2 separate regions of the Homo sapiens genome follow, and region 1 is linked to region 2. A link is an interaction called in ENCODE POLR2A ChIA-PET data of the cell type or tissue named here. Cell type or tissue: OCI-LY7. All regions are shown on one strand. Links, peaks and the distances in the headings refer to the core of each region. The heading gives the core; the rest is flanking DNA. Region 1 has its middle 18 kb from the start of ITLN2. Region 2 holds the start of CD244 (CD244 molecule).

The links. ChIA-PET counts read pairs that join two places held together with the same protein. Peaks named below come from ENCODE experiments on the same cell type or tissue, not always from the same donor. Only the 100,000 strongest peaks of a DNase experiment are listed, where the experiment ranks them.
Region 1: POLR2A ChIA-PET joins it to region 2 with 23 read pairs; 3 of 35 experiments call an interaction of 5 or more read pairs at or near these places.

What each region holds. Positions count from the first base shown.
Region 1 is chr1:160,969,105-160,976,892 of GRCh38, forward strand. No RefSeq gene overlaps it. Among named protein-coding and RNA genes, the nearest start is that of ITLN2, 18 kb to the left of the region's middle. In OCI-LY7, for the core only: no CTCF peak of the experiment used is centred there; no DNase peak of the experiment used is centred there.
Region 2 is chr1:160,858,942-160,865,331 of GRCh38, forward strand. CD244 (CD244 molecule) reads right to left here and starts at 3,946. Exons shown (of 9, transcript NM_016382.4): 1 at 3,676-3,946. The coding sequence starts at 3,736. RefSeq lists an enhancer at 3,762-3,811. In OCI-LY7, for the core only: no CTCF peak of the experiment used is centred there; no DNase peak of the experiment used is centred there.

The DNA of each region.
Region 1 (7,788 bases), core at 1,678-5,677, 110 kb after region 2:
TAGGCTAGAATTTTGCATTTCTGATGACCAGATGGTCCCACCTGGACTCATGACTCTTGACTCAACTGGTCCTATAGCCCCCACCCAGAAGCAGACTCAGTGCATGAACCATTTTCCACATGGCATCCCCAACCAATCAGCAGCACCCACCCATACCCTAGCCCCTGCCCACCAAACTACCTTTGAAAAACCCGCCAGGCGCGGTGGCTCACGCCTGTAATCCCAGCACTTTGGGAGGCTGAGGCGGGTGGATCATGAGGTCAGGAGATCGAGACCATCCTGGCTAACACGGTGAAACCCAGTCTCTACAAAAAATACAAAAAATTAGCCGGGCATGGTGGTGGGCGCCTGTAGTCCCAGCTACTCGGGAGGCTGAGGCAGGAGAATGGCATGAACCTGGGAGGCAGGGCCTGCAGTGAACCGAGATCGCGCCACTGCACTCCAGCCTGGGCGACAGAGGGAGACTCCATCTCAAAAAAAAAAAAAAAAAAGAAAGAAAGAAAAAGAAAAACCTTAGCCTCCAAATTTTGGGGGAGATTGATGTGAGTAATAACTCCATCTCCCATGTGGCATGGCCGGCTTTGTATCAATTAAACTCTTTCTTTACTGCAATGCTGTGGTCCCAGTGAATTGATTTTGTCTGTGCAGTGGACAGGATGAACCCACTGAATGATTATGTAGTCAGGAAATTTTCATCAAAGGTACAGGTGCTCCTCAACTTACCATGGGGCTCCATCCCAATAAAGCCATTGGAAGTTGAAAATATTGTAAGTCAGCTGGGCGCGGTGGCTCATGCCTGTAATCCCAGCACTTTGGGAGGCCAAGGTGAGTGGATCACCTGAGGTCGGGAGTTCGAGACCAGCCTGACTAACATGGAGAAACCCCATCTCTACTAAAAATGCAAAATTAGCCGGGCATGGTGGCACATGCCTGTAATCCCAGCTACTTGGGAGGTTGAGGCAGGAGAATCGCTTGAACCTGGGAGGTGGAGGTTGCGGTGAGCCAAGATCACACCATTGCACTCCAGCCTGGGCAAGAAGAGCGAAACTCCATCTCAAAAAAAAAAAAAAAAAAAAATTACGAGTCAAAGGAGTGTTTTAGACTTATGATATTTTCAACTTATAATGAGTTTATTTAAACAGAGCTCCACTGTAAGTCCAGGAATATTCTGAATTCATGTTGCTTTCAGAACATCATAAAGTCAAAAAATCATAGGTTGAACCACTGGAGACATCTGTAATATAAATCTATGTCAACCCACCATAGACAAAAATGGCACAATTAATTAGCTATGTAACTGAGCATTCTGGTGATAAAGTCAGGGTGTGATGGGATAAGTACAAGACTCAGATGAGATCATCAGGCCCCTCCATCTCCAGCTCTTCTTTTTGCGTATCTTGTCCATTCTTTACTTCTGCAGGCAGGCTGTCTCCAGGTGGCAGAGAAGATACACCTGGATGCACTCCTCACTCTATGAAAAGGGGCTTGGCCAGGGACACTAGAGCAGTGCCCTCTAAAGCACAGGACCCAAATCAGGTGCCCTTTTTGTCTGGGCCTAAGAATAGTACTACCACTGGCTGGGTGCAGTGTCTCACGCCTGTAATCCCAGCACTTTGGGAGGCCGAAGTGGGAGAATCACGAGGTCAGGAGATTGAGACCATCCTGGCTAACACGGTGAAACCCCGTCTCTACTAAAAATACAAAAAAAATTTAGCCTGGTGTGGTGGCGGGCTCCTGTAGTCCCAGCTACTCAGGAGGCTGAGGCAGGAGAAAGGCGTGAACCCAGGAGGCAGAGCTTGCAGTGAGCCGAGATTGCGCCACTGCACGCCAGCCTGGGCCACAGAGCAAGACCGTCTCAAAAAAAAAAAAAAAAAAAAGAATAGTACTGACCACCAGTTCAAGCTATGAGTTGGAAGGCTCAGGTTCAAATCCTGTTGGTTCTGCTTCCCACATATCACTTAAAGTCTTAAACCTTCCCCTCTTGGCTGGGCTCGGTGGCTCACGCCTGTAATCCCAGCACTTTGGGAGGGCGAGGTGGGCGGACCACTTGAGGTCAAGAGATAGAGACCATCCTGGCCAACATGGTGAAACCCCGTCTCTATTAAAAATATAAAAAATTAGCTGGGCATGGTGGCACATGCCTGTAGTCCCAGCTACTCAGGAGACTGAGACAGGAGAATCGCTTGAACCCGGGTGGTGGAGGTTGCAGTGAGCCAAGATCCCGCCACTGCACTCAGTTCACTGCAACCTCTGACTCCCTGGTTCAAGCGATTCTCTTGCCTCAGCCTCCTGAGTAGATGGGACTACAGGCACGCGCCACCACACCCAGGGAATTTTTGTATTTTTAGTAGAGACCCTGTGTCACCATGTTGGCCAGGATGGTCTCGATCCCCTGACCACGTGATCCAACCACTTCGGCTTCCCTCAGTGCTGGTATTACAGGCATGAGCCAGGGCACCTGGCCAAGTTGTGTTAAAATATAGGTTTTTATGATAATTTAGGTATGGAAAGATAAATAGATCAGGAGACAACTGCAGTTTGAAAGATAGAGTGTCATACTCACAGTTCCCAAGGGAAGGGGCCATGCCACGCAAATGGCAGGAGGCAGAGCTACATGGGAAACACCGGGGTGAGTCAGGAGGCAGTGAAAGCAAGGGGGGAAAGTGGGCTAGAGCCTTTATTGTGGTTTTCACAAGAAGAAAGGAATAGGCAAGGGAGGGTGAGCAAGTTTAGGCCTGGCTAGTTTGAATAATTTCATCAGGCTCTGGGGCACAGGGGCTGTCCCTCGTTGTCTGGTATCTGGCACTGGATGATTAGGGCAGATGCATAGCAACCCAGAATACGAGCCTCGCTGGAGGAGTTGGTTGCATGGGCTCTGGATTGGTCGTTTTGCATATGAAAGGCATGCTCACAGGCAAGTTGTTTGCTATCTCTAAGAATCAGCCAAACCTAGGAGAGATTGTCTGTCCAGGGTCAGCAAGGTTTAAGGTGAAGATGTCAAAGTATCAGAAAATAAAAGGAATGGCTAATACAGCCTCACCCCCATAGACTGAGGTAGACACACCCTAAATATATTTCCATCACCAGATTTATTAAACTCCATTGTAAGAATTGTTTTGTTGGTCTTTTCCTGTTGGACTTAATTCTGCTGGATAGGGATTTTGTCTCCTTCATCTTTGTGCTCTCAGTTCAGAGTACAGTGTCTAGCCCAGAGCTTCTGAGCTCATGTATCATAGCACCCTGGTATGGCATAAACAGGTTACAGGTGTCCCGGGAGATGCTGATGATTGTAAATTTTTTATAGTGATACAGAATCTAAAATTGTGTTTTCATAGGCATTTAGATTTTTACTCCAGTTAAAATTATATTTAAACATTATTTGTGTGGCTCTTTCTGTATACTTAAATTCAGTTCTTATTATCTTGGCAAAAGACTTTAGGCATAACACCCACCATCCGAGAGTGTTCTCTATGGGCTACACCAAAGAGCATGTGCCCTGGAAATACCAGGCAAAGAGTATCCTCCTGTGTGTCCCATGATGCAAAGGCTTGGGAGCTCTAGTCTAGCAGGATTCAAAAAAGGGATGTTAATTAAATCAAATAAGATTGCATAAATGAATTGATGAGTGTAATCAAAGTACTTGTTTTGCCTCTTACATACTGCAAAACACTAGCCTCTCTAACCCTTGACTTTCAAGCTACAAAGAGAGAATAATGCTTATCTTATAGGACTATGAAGATAAACAAGGAATGTTATAAGTGAAAATTTAGATAAAAAGCATTATGCAAATCTAATTATTACCACATTTGGCGTGAACCTACTGATAATTCTTCAACTTTGCCAGTCTGCCATAGATCCTGCTCTCATTAGCAAATTATTCTTCAAACTCTTTTCTACCTCAAATCCCTCTTCAAATTAAAAAAAACTTCGCGGCATCCCTTTGCCTACTCAGCCACAAGAACCTTCAACTACCTGGCTGCAACTTCCCTCTGTTCTCTGTGACAGGTCCTGGGGAGAATCCAGGGCCAACCTGGCAGGTACACCAACCACCAGGGGTGTAAAGTCCCAGGACCAAGCTGTATTAGGCAAAAGTTCACCCAGAGAAGTCGGAAGCAACAGTATAAAGGGGCAACAGATGAGGCAAGGAGCCAAACTGTAGAGCTGTAGGAGCATCAATGTCAGGGTTAGAGGCAAAGTAAGGACATAAGTCATGTGTTTTCATCAAGATGGGCTCTGTGCAGCCGGGCACGATGGCTCACACCTGTTATCCTAGCACTTTGGGAGGCCGGGGCAAGTGGATCACCTGATGTCGGGAGTTCGAGACCAGCCTGACCAATATAGAGAAACCCGTCTCATCTAAAAATACAAAATTAGCTGGGCATGGTGGCGCATGCCTGTAATCCCAGCTACTCAGGAGGCTGAGGCAGGAGAAGCGCTTGAACCCAGGAGGCAGAGGTTGTGGTGAGGCAAGATTGCGCCATTGCACTCCAGCCTGGGCAACAAGAGTGAAACTCAGTCTCAAAAAAAAAAAATGGGCTCTGTGATGCTGCCCTAGCCAACAACTTCAAAACTCCAGTAGCTTAACATAACAGAGGTTTATTGGTTGCTTATGCAAACTCTGCTGCCCGTCTGAGTGACTCCCAGGGTAACTATCTCCCATGGAGCAGCTCAGTAACTTTACCATCAAACCTTTTTGATTTCAGAAGGAGATAATAGATCTGGAAGATTGTGCAGGCCTTTTTTTTTTTTTTTTTTTTTTTTGCTTCAGCTTGGAAATGAAATATGTCGCTTTTGCTCACAGCCCCTTGTCCAAAACTAGTGAAAGTCCCTGCCTAATTGCAGGAGGAAAGGTAAATGTGGATGTAGTAGACAGAATCCAAAGATGTCACCCACAATCTCTCCCCTCCCTATACACACATAACACTCCTCCCTCGCATCGAGAAGAATCCTGGCCAGTGCCCTAGCTCACGTCTGTAATCCCAACACTTTTGGAGGCTGAGGTGAAAGAATTGATTGAGGACAGGAGTTCAAGACCAACCTGAGCAACATAGTGAGACCCTGACTCTACAAAAAATAAAAATAAACATTAACTGGGCATGGTGGTGCATGCCGGTAGTTCCAGGTACTCAAGAAGCTAAGGCAGGAGGATTGCTTGAGCCCAGGTGGTTGAGGCTGTAGCCTGAGTGACAGAGTGAGACCTTCTCTTTAAAAAAAAAAAAAAAAAAAAAATTAAAGAAATGGAGTCCATGCTGGGTGTGGTGGTTCACGCCTGTAATCCCAGAACTTTGGGAGTCCGAGGCAGGTGGATCCCCTGAGGTCAGGAGTTTGAGACCAGCCTGGCCAACATGGCAAAATCCTGTCTCTATTAAAAATACAAAAATTAGCCAGGCCTGGTGACAGGCGCCTGTAATCCCAGCTATTTGGGAGGCTGGGGCAGGAGAATCGCTTGAACCCAGGAGGTGGAGGTTGCAGCGAGCTGAGATCCTGCCATTGCAATCCAGCCTGGGCAACAAGAGTGAGACTCCATCTCAAAAAGGAAAAGAAGTGGAGTCCTTTTCCCTCTCCCTAAATATGGGCTGACATTGTGATCTTCTTTGACCAATAGAATGTCATGGCAATAATGAAGGTGCAGTTTAGCCCATAAGAAGTGGTACCTTCTGTTTGGCTCTCTTGGAACCCAGCCTCCATGTTGTAAGGAAGTCCAAGGTATATTGCTGAAAAAAGAGGGGCCATGTAATGAGGCCCTGGAGGATGAGACACCGTATGGACAGAGGCATGTGGTGGAGAGCTGAGGAACCCCCGCCCAGTTTCCAGCTGAATGCAGCCACATGAGTGACCCCAGCTGAGAATGTGTGTTAGTCAATATACAGAATCTGGAGAAATAACACACATGTCCATCAACCGATGAACAGATACATAAAATACGGCAAATCTATATAATTATTATTTGGAAATTAAGCACTGATACATGCTACAAAACAGACTAAACACTCATGTGAAAGTCCAGAATAGACAAATAGACAAATCATAGAGACAGAAAGTAAGAAGATTAGTAGTTGCCTAGGACTATGGTGGAGAGAAGAGAAATGGAGCGTGACAGCTAATGGGGAGGTGGTTTCTGTTTAGGGTGATGAAAATGTTCTAAAATTGATTGTGGTAATGGTCACACAACTCTGTAAATACACTTAAAAGCATTCAATTGTAACTTACAATGGGTGCTTTATATGGTATGGGAATTATATCCCAATAGTATTTTTTTTTAATCAAGGTAAACAATATACCCTCAGAACTCTTAGAAAAAATTATCCTAAACTTGGAAAAAAGGCAAAGGGATAAATGAATGTTGTTTCAATGTCGTACAGAAGTGTGGTCCCAGAGACGCCCACGGATTATGGAATTCTCTAGTTCTACACTGTCTGATTCTGTAGTCACAAGCCACTTGTGATTATTGAGCACGTGAAATGTGGATAAGGCACCAAATATTTTATTTTAAGAACCAATACTCTGTTCAGTTATTGGAAAAGTTTTAAGTATGTTTTTACTTTTATTTGGAACAACTTTTTCAACTGTAAATTTTATGAAACCTAAATGTAGATCAATTATTGAAGCAGTCCCGTTCGTCTGGGGTAATACCCGAGGATTGTTGCCTCATGCCAAGGAGATCAAGGACACGGACACGTGTGGAGTGAGCTTAAGAGTAGAGGTTTAATAGGCGGAAGAAAGAGAAAAGAGAATGGGTCTTGGGGCGCCTGGCTGGGTCTTCTGGTTTCCTGGAGAAATGCACAGGTTTTACAGACGAGCTTGAGGAGGAGGGCCCAAAGATTGGTTGGACCAGGTGTGATGTTTACATAGCCCCGGAAGAGCTGGCCAAGCCATCCTAATCTTTTTTTTGGAGACGGAGTTTCCCTCTTGCTGCCCAGGCTGGAGTGCAATGGCGCAATCTCAGCTCACTGCAACCTCTGCCTCCAGAGTTCAAGCAATTCTCCTGCCTCATCCTCCCGAGTAGCTAGGATTACAGGCTTGCGCCACAACACCCAGCTAATTTTGTATTTTTAGTAGAGACTGGGTTTCTCCATGTTGGTCAGGCTGGTCTCGAACTCCTGACCTCAGGTGATCCGCCCGCCTCAGCCTCCCAAAGTGCTGGGATTACAGGCGTGAGCCACCGCGCCCAGCCTCACCCTAACATTTTTATTATGCAAATGGATTTTCTACCTGGCCGGTGCCATGTTGTCTGCTCCTTATCGTACACGTTGTTGACAAGAAAAGGGAAGATGGAGCCTCCATGTTGAACAAGCCTGGCCCCCAGGTAGCCTTTTCCTATTGGCACAGCTGCCAACATTCACCCGTGCAAGCTTCCAGCTTGCTTATCTGTGTCTGCAGCTCGATTTTACAGGCGGCTCTTTGTTCGTAAAGAAATGATTTAGAGGCTGCTTTTAATTAAAAGGAACCCTTATCCAGGACTTCCTTACCCTCACTATCGGCCTGAATAATTTCTTTTCAACTCCTATATCACTATTTCTGATGGAAGTTTAGGATACAAATTTAGATGAGCTGTGAGTGTTAAATATACACTGGATTTTGAAGACTTAGAAAAAAAGGAATGCTGTGATATAAACTTAATATGTTTATATGTATATTTAAGTATATATATATATATACATATATATATACACATATATATATATACATATATATATACACATATATATATACATATATATATATATATATATATATATACATATATATATATTTTTTTTTTTTTGAGACACGGTCTCGCTCTGTCAC
Region 2 (6,390 bases), core at 330-4,329:
CAAAAGCCCTGGCCTCAAGGATCTTACAGTCTAGGGGGCTGAAGAGGAGACTGGGAGACAGAAAATGAAAAACATAAGTAAACAGGATGGAACATAAATGGAGATGAGGACTATGGAGAAAAATTAAGTGGAGAGAGAGCTAAGAGTTTGCAGAATGGCAGGCTGACATTTTCAGTGGGGAAGGCATCACTGAAAAGGAGGTATTTGAGCAAAACTCTGAGGGGTTGAGGGAAGAGGCCATGTAGCCAGCAAAGGAGCAGCATCCCAGGCAGAGAAAACTGTGGATACAACAGAGAGCGAGGTCCAGGACCAGCAGGCAACATGGCTGAAATGCTGTGAGCAAGAGGAGAGACAAAGAGGAGTGGGTCTTGGACGCCAGGTCACGCACCATTGTAAAATGCATGGCTTTTACTCTGCATGAAAGAAGAAGTCTTTGGAAGAATTTCGCAATGCTCAAGAGTTATATGCACATCTTACATAAATAGTACTCCTGTTAAATTATTCAGTAAACAAAGTGGTTTTTTAAATTTCACTGTCATCATATGACTCCTGATGGGATGCGCTGAAAAAGACACAGTATCACTTTTGTGGTATTCCTGTCAAAAATGCATATAATATCTGCTGTCAATGGGCACAGAAAAAAATTTTTTTAAAGAAAAAATAATTTTAAAAATGCATATGATGGCTAGGCATGATGGCTCACACTTGTAGTCCCACCACTTTGGGAGACTGAGGCAGGTGGATCGCCTGAGCCCGGGAGTTCAAGACCACCCTGGGCAACATGGGGAAACCCTGTATCTACAAAAAAAAAAAAAAAAATTAGCCAGGCATGGTGGCACAGACCTCTAGTTCCAGCTACCAGGGAGGCTGAGGTGGGAGGATGGCTTGAGCCTGCGAGGTCGAGGCTACAGTGAGCCGTGAGCATGCCACTGCACTCCAGTCTGGGTGAAAGAACCAGATCCTCTCTTGAAAAATAATAATAGGCCGGGCACAGTGGCTCACACCTGGTATCCCAGCACTTTTGAGAGGCGGAGGTGGGTGGATCACTTGAGGTCAGGAGTTTAAGACCAGCCTGGCCAACATGGTGAAACCCTGTCTCCACCAAAAATACAAAAATTAGCCAGGCTTGGTGGCATGCATCTGTAGTCCCAGCTACTCGGGAGGCTGAGGCAGGACAATCACTTGAACCCGGGGGAGCAGAAGTTGCAGTGAGCCGAGATTGGACCACTGTACTCCAGCCCAGGCCACAGAGCGAGACTCCATCTCTAAAAAATAATAATAATGATGATATAAAATAAATAAAAATGCATATGATAACCTGAATCATATGAGGGAACATCAGACAAACCCAGATTAAGGAACCCTCTACAAAACAACTGGCTTGTCTTCTTCAAGAATGCAATATCATGAAAGATGAAGAAAGGTTAAAGTATGGTCATAGACTGAACATGAGAAACATAACAACTGAATGTAATACATGATCTTGATTGCATCTTGGGTCAGCAAAAAAAAAAAATAAAGCATATTCTTGGGACAATTGGTAATATGTGAATATGGAAAGCATATTTGATGGTATTAATGTTAAATTTACTGAATTTGACAATTGTGCTGTAGTAACATGAGAATGTCTTTGTTCATAGGATATAAGTGCTAAAATATTTAGGAGTAAGGGGACATAATGTCACAACTTGTTCTCAAGTGGTTCAGCAAAAATTATTGTACATTTATACACACATATACATACAGCTAGAGAAAGAGAAATAAAGTAAATGTGATAAAATGTTAATTGGTGAATCTAGATGAAAGAAATTCAAGAATCGTTTGAACTATTCTTGCAGCTTCCCTGGAACTTCACAATTATTTCAAACTAAAAAGCTTAAAAATTAAAGAAATAGAGCAGCTTCAGTCAACTTATGCCAGGCCTGCCCTATAGACACAGGATGGAGGAGGAAGCAGCTCAGGAAGACCCAAGTCCATCCCTCCCTGTGCCTAACAAGTCACTCACCAGCTTCACCGTGCAAGGGCCGGCATAGCCAAGCCCAGCTATGGTGCTGAAGCCCTGGGAATGGGGGTGGAGGGAGCATTGCCCTCTGTCACACAGGCTCATGACCTCAGGGTCATAACCTCAGCTTCTCTGTTACTCTCATCCCCACAGCCAGGCACCAATCCCATCAGTCCTCCTTCGGCTGTCTGAGCTGCATTCAAGGATCCTTAGACCAGGTTCCAACCTAGCTCTCCTGCCTAGAATCCTGGGCCACTAGGCCCCCCAACCCACCCACAAGAGCTGCAGGCTCCACTCCTCCCTCCCTGCTCCCTGTTCCTCATCATGCTCTGCCCTAGGCTGCCTGCATCCTTACAAATGTTGAGTCCACCTGAGCCTTGACTGTGTCTTCCTGAAGGACACAAGAATGCTCAGGGACTCGGTAACTGAATTGAGTACCTGGGCATGGGACTTTATTGCATATGGGGCTTCTACCTGGCCCTGAACCCACACAACACTATGCCTCAGTTTCCCCTCTTTGTGCCCAGAGTGTACCCTCCTCTAATTCCACGCTCTCCACCTCCGTGAAGCCCCTGCAGAGTCACTGATCTAAAATGCAGAACCCTGGCTGGGCATGGTGGCTCACACCTGTAATCCCAGCACTTTGGATGGGGGAGACCAAGGTGGGCAGATCACCTGAGGTCAGGAGTTCAAGACCAGCCTGGCCAACATGGTGAAACCTGGTCTCTACTAAAAATACAAAAATTAGCCAAGCATGGTGGCGCACGTCTGTAATTTCACCTACTCGGGAGGCTGAGGCATGAGAATCACTTGAACCCGGGAGGCAGAGTTTGTAGTGAGCCAAGATCACGCCACTGCACTCCAGCCTGGGTGACAGAAGGAGACTCTGTCTCAAAAAATAAATAAATAAATAAAAATTAAAAATGAAATAAATAAATTAATTCAATTAAATTAAATGCGGGATCCAGGTTTCAGAGCATCCTGGACCCCAGAACTGGAGAAAGAGGGGAGCAGCCCTCAGCTGGGATCCCCAGGAGTAAATGTTAGATGGCTCCATGCCTGGCTGACAGCTTTAGGTTTGCTGTGGAGCTTCCTCATATTGTCTCCTTCTTCTGCCCCAACCCTGCATGTCCCTAATAATTTCCAGGCTCCTGTGGCATCTGGATGGCTGAAGAAGCCGGGGAGATGAGGGACCATGCCTTCCAGCTTCTTCCTGGCTGCTGGCCTCGCCCTCCCCTCCCTGGGCTCAGCTTTCCTGCCTCAGGGGTCCATCCATCTGTCTCTGAGCTCGAGAACCACCCACTTCCTTGGGACTGCTTCTCTTCTCTCATGCCACAATTGGAGGATGCAATTTTCATCATCTTTACAGGCGGCTGGAAGGAGGCTTCTCTCTCCACTACACGGAAGGGTAAATTGAAGCCAGTGGGAAGGAATCTCCTCACCCAAGACTTCCTGGATTGCTGGTGGCAGGGCCAGATACCCCTCTCACAGACCTCCCAGTGCACTGCCAGCCTGTCCTGTCTGATTTAGACTGTCAGAGCTGTCAGGAGCTGCTCGGAGTCAAGTTCCAGATGACTGTGTATGTGGCACAAGCAGAGGCTCTGGCTCTGATCTCCCTGAGGGGCACAGCTCCTAGTCCCTCCCTCGCCCCACGCCAGGTAGGACCTCCTTACCTTTGCCCTGATACACCTTGAGGAGCAGGAGGAGTATGAGGGTGACCACTTGCCCCAGCATTTCCACAGGACAGAGGGGCCAGGCCAGCCCCTCCACCCCACCAGACTCTCTGCCGTGCACGGGCTCAGCAGTCCCCAGTCAGCAAGAGGACGATGGGGAGCAGAACTGCCTTGCAACCTGTCCAGCCACAGTTTCCTCAATTAGAGGCTGTTAACGCCTGCTGTGAGCTGACAAGGCCACTGAGAAAGCCCCAGCGCCTGGAGCTGGTCTGACAGTTCCCACAAGCCAAACTGGTGAAGCTTACCTCAAGTGGGAGGGTGCTTGAAGTTCACAGTGACTCACAAAGCCAGTTTCAAAATTGCATCCCGTTCTCTGCTTCAGCCCAAGAAGTCTTCCAATTCTCTGAATCCTATATGGAGAGACCCCCATGGGGGCCAAACAGCCAGTATCCCCAACTGTTCCATTCCAACAGACATTGTGGAGGTGGAGTGGAGAGGGGCTGGAGGAGGAGTGGGCTGAAACGTAGGGCCCTGGATAAGCGGCTAACAGTGTTGAAGGAAAGGAGGAGTAGCTGAGAGAACATAGGAAGAGACCTAAGGGCTGGAGGCACTAGAAAAATCTAGCAAGCCTGGGGATTCCATGCAAGTTGACACCAAAGTTTAAGCACATGTAAATTAAATTTGTTTCATAAGAATTTGTTTCACACGGGGCACAGTGGCTCACGCCTGTAATCCCAACACTTTGGGAGACTGAAGCAGGCAGATCACTTGAGATCAGGAGATCGAGACTAGCCTGGCCAATATGGTGAATCCCCACCTCTACTAAAAATAGAGAAATTAGCCAGGCTGGGTGGCGTGCACCTGTAATCCAAGCTACTTGGGAGGCTGAGGCAGGGGAATCACTTGAGCAAAGGAGGTGGAGGTTGCGGTAAGCCAAGATCACGCCACTGCACTCCAGCCTAGGTGACAGAGCGACACTGTGTCTCAAAAAAAAAAAAAAAAATTTTGTTTTGCTCCACATTTCCGATCTGTATGCCTAGATTCCCTCCCTTCCTCTTTTTCTACTTTTCTATAGTAGTCCTCTCTTCCCTCTTTTGTCTTCTCCCAGAAGTGACATGGGCCTATTTTTGCTGCCTTCCCATCCATGCTTGGACGCCACCCTCCAGGAAGGCCAGGCAGCTCTGGATCTGCTTAGGCCCCCATGGAGGGGTGGGGACAGCGGCATCCCCCCTCCCCTGGAACACTGTGCTTCAAGGCCAGGCCCCAGGGTTCATGCCTCTTTCTTTCTTCCTTCTGCTTTCCCCTTAACAAATACTTTCAGTTCCCTTCAAGTCCGCTCTTATTCTCTTTTTCCATCCTTTGGTCCATTTCCAGCCACCCTGTCTGAACTGGGCAGGGGGCAGCAGACTGACAGCTTCAGCTGCCAACAGAGGCAGCAGCGGGGCTCTGGACAGAGCGCTGGATTTAGAGTCAAAGACTTGGACTTGCAGCTCCCATTCAGCAACTTACAACCTATGTGATTCTGGCCTTGTTGCTGTCTGAGCCTGTAGGGTCAACAATACATCCTCCCCACCTTCACAAGGCAGTTTTCAGGATCAAATTAAAAATGATACTCCAGAATATGCACACAAAAAACACTGGACATAGATGAGGTTTTTGTGGTTTTGTTTTCATTTTTTTAAGCTCTGAATAGCTTTTTCCAGCGGGTCTAATGGTTATCATCTCTTCTCTCCTTTGTCTGCTCCCAAGGGGCAGCCCTCAACCCTGGGGAATTTCTTCAGAGTTGATCTGGCCATGTCCTTAACCTTGAGAAGTGGTGCACAAGACATGATATAACAAAGAAGGGTAAACTTCCTCACACGACAGGTGGAAAACAAGATCCAGCTGTTGGAACCCACTAATGAATGTGAATTAGGAATCAGCCTCTCCAATCCTGACCCCAACACCAGCTCCATCCTTCCCACCAGGCATGTGGATGACCTATCATCCCCTGGAAACAGAACTCGGAGCAGCTGTACCACTGAGTGTGTGTCTGTCTTGTGGTCCCTGACAAACTCTATCACACAATATCTGCTATTTGTAGGCTGATCGCAGTGGCTCATGCCTATAATCCCAGCACTTTGGGAGGCCAAGGCAGGTGGATCACTTGAGGTCAGGGGTTCGATATCAGCCTGGCCAACACGGTGAAACCTCATCTCTACTAAAAATACAAAAATTAGCCGGGTGTGGTGGTGTGTGCCTGTAATCCCAGCTACTCGGGAGGCTGAGGCAGGAGACTCCTTTGAACCTGGGAGGCAGAGGTTGCAGTGAGCTGAGATTGTGCCTCTGCACTCCAGCCTGGGAGACAGAGCAAGACTCTGTCACAAAAAAAAAAAAAAAAAAAAAGGTGCTGGGCGCAGTGACTCACACCTGTAATCCCAGCACTTTGGGAGGCCTAGGTGGGTGGATTACCTGAGGTTAGGAGTTTGAGACCAACCTGGCTAACATGGTGAAACCCCGTTTTTACTAAAAATGCAAAAAATAAGCCAGGTGTGGTGTTGCATGCCTGTAATCCCAGCTACTTAGGAGGCTGAGGCAGGAGAATCATTTGAACCCAGGAAAAGGAGGTTGCAGTGAGCCGAAATCACGCCATTGCATTCCAGCTTGGGCAACAAGAGCAAAAACAAACAAACAAACAACAATAATAAAAAAAAAAAACAACCTGCCATTTGTTCT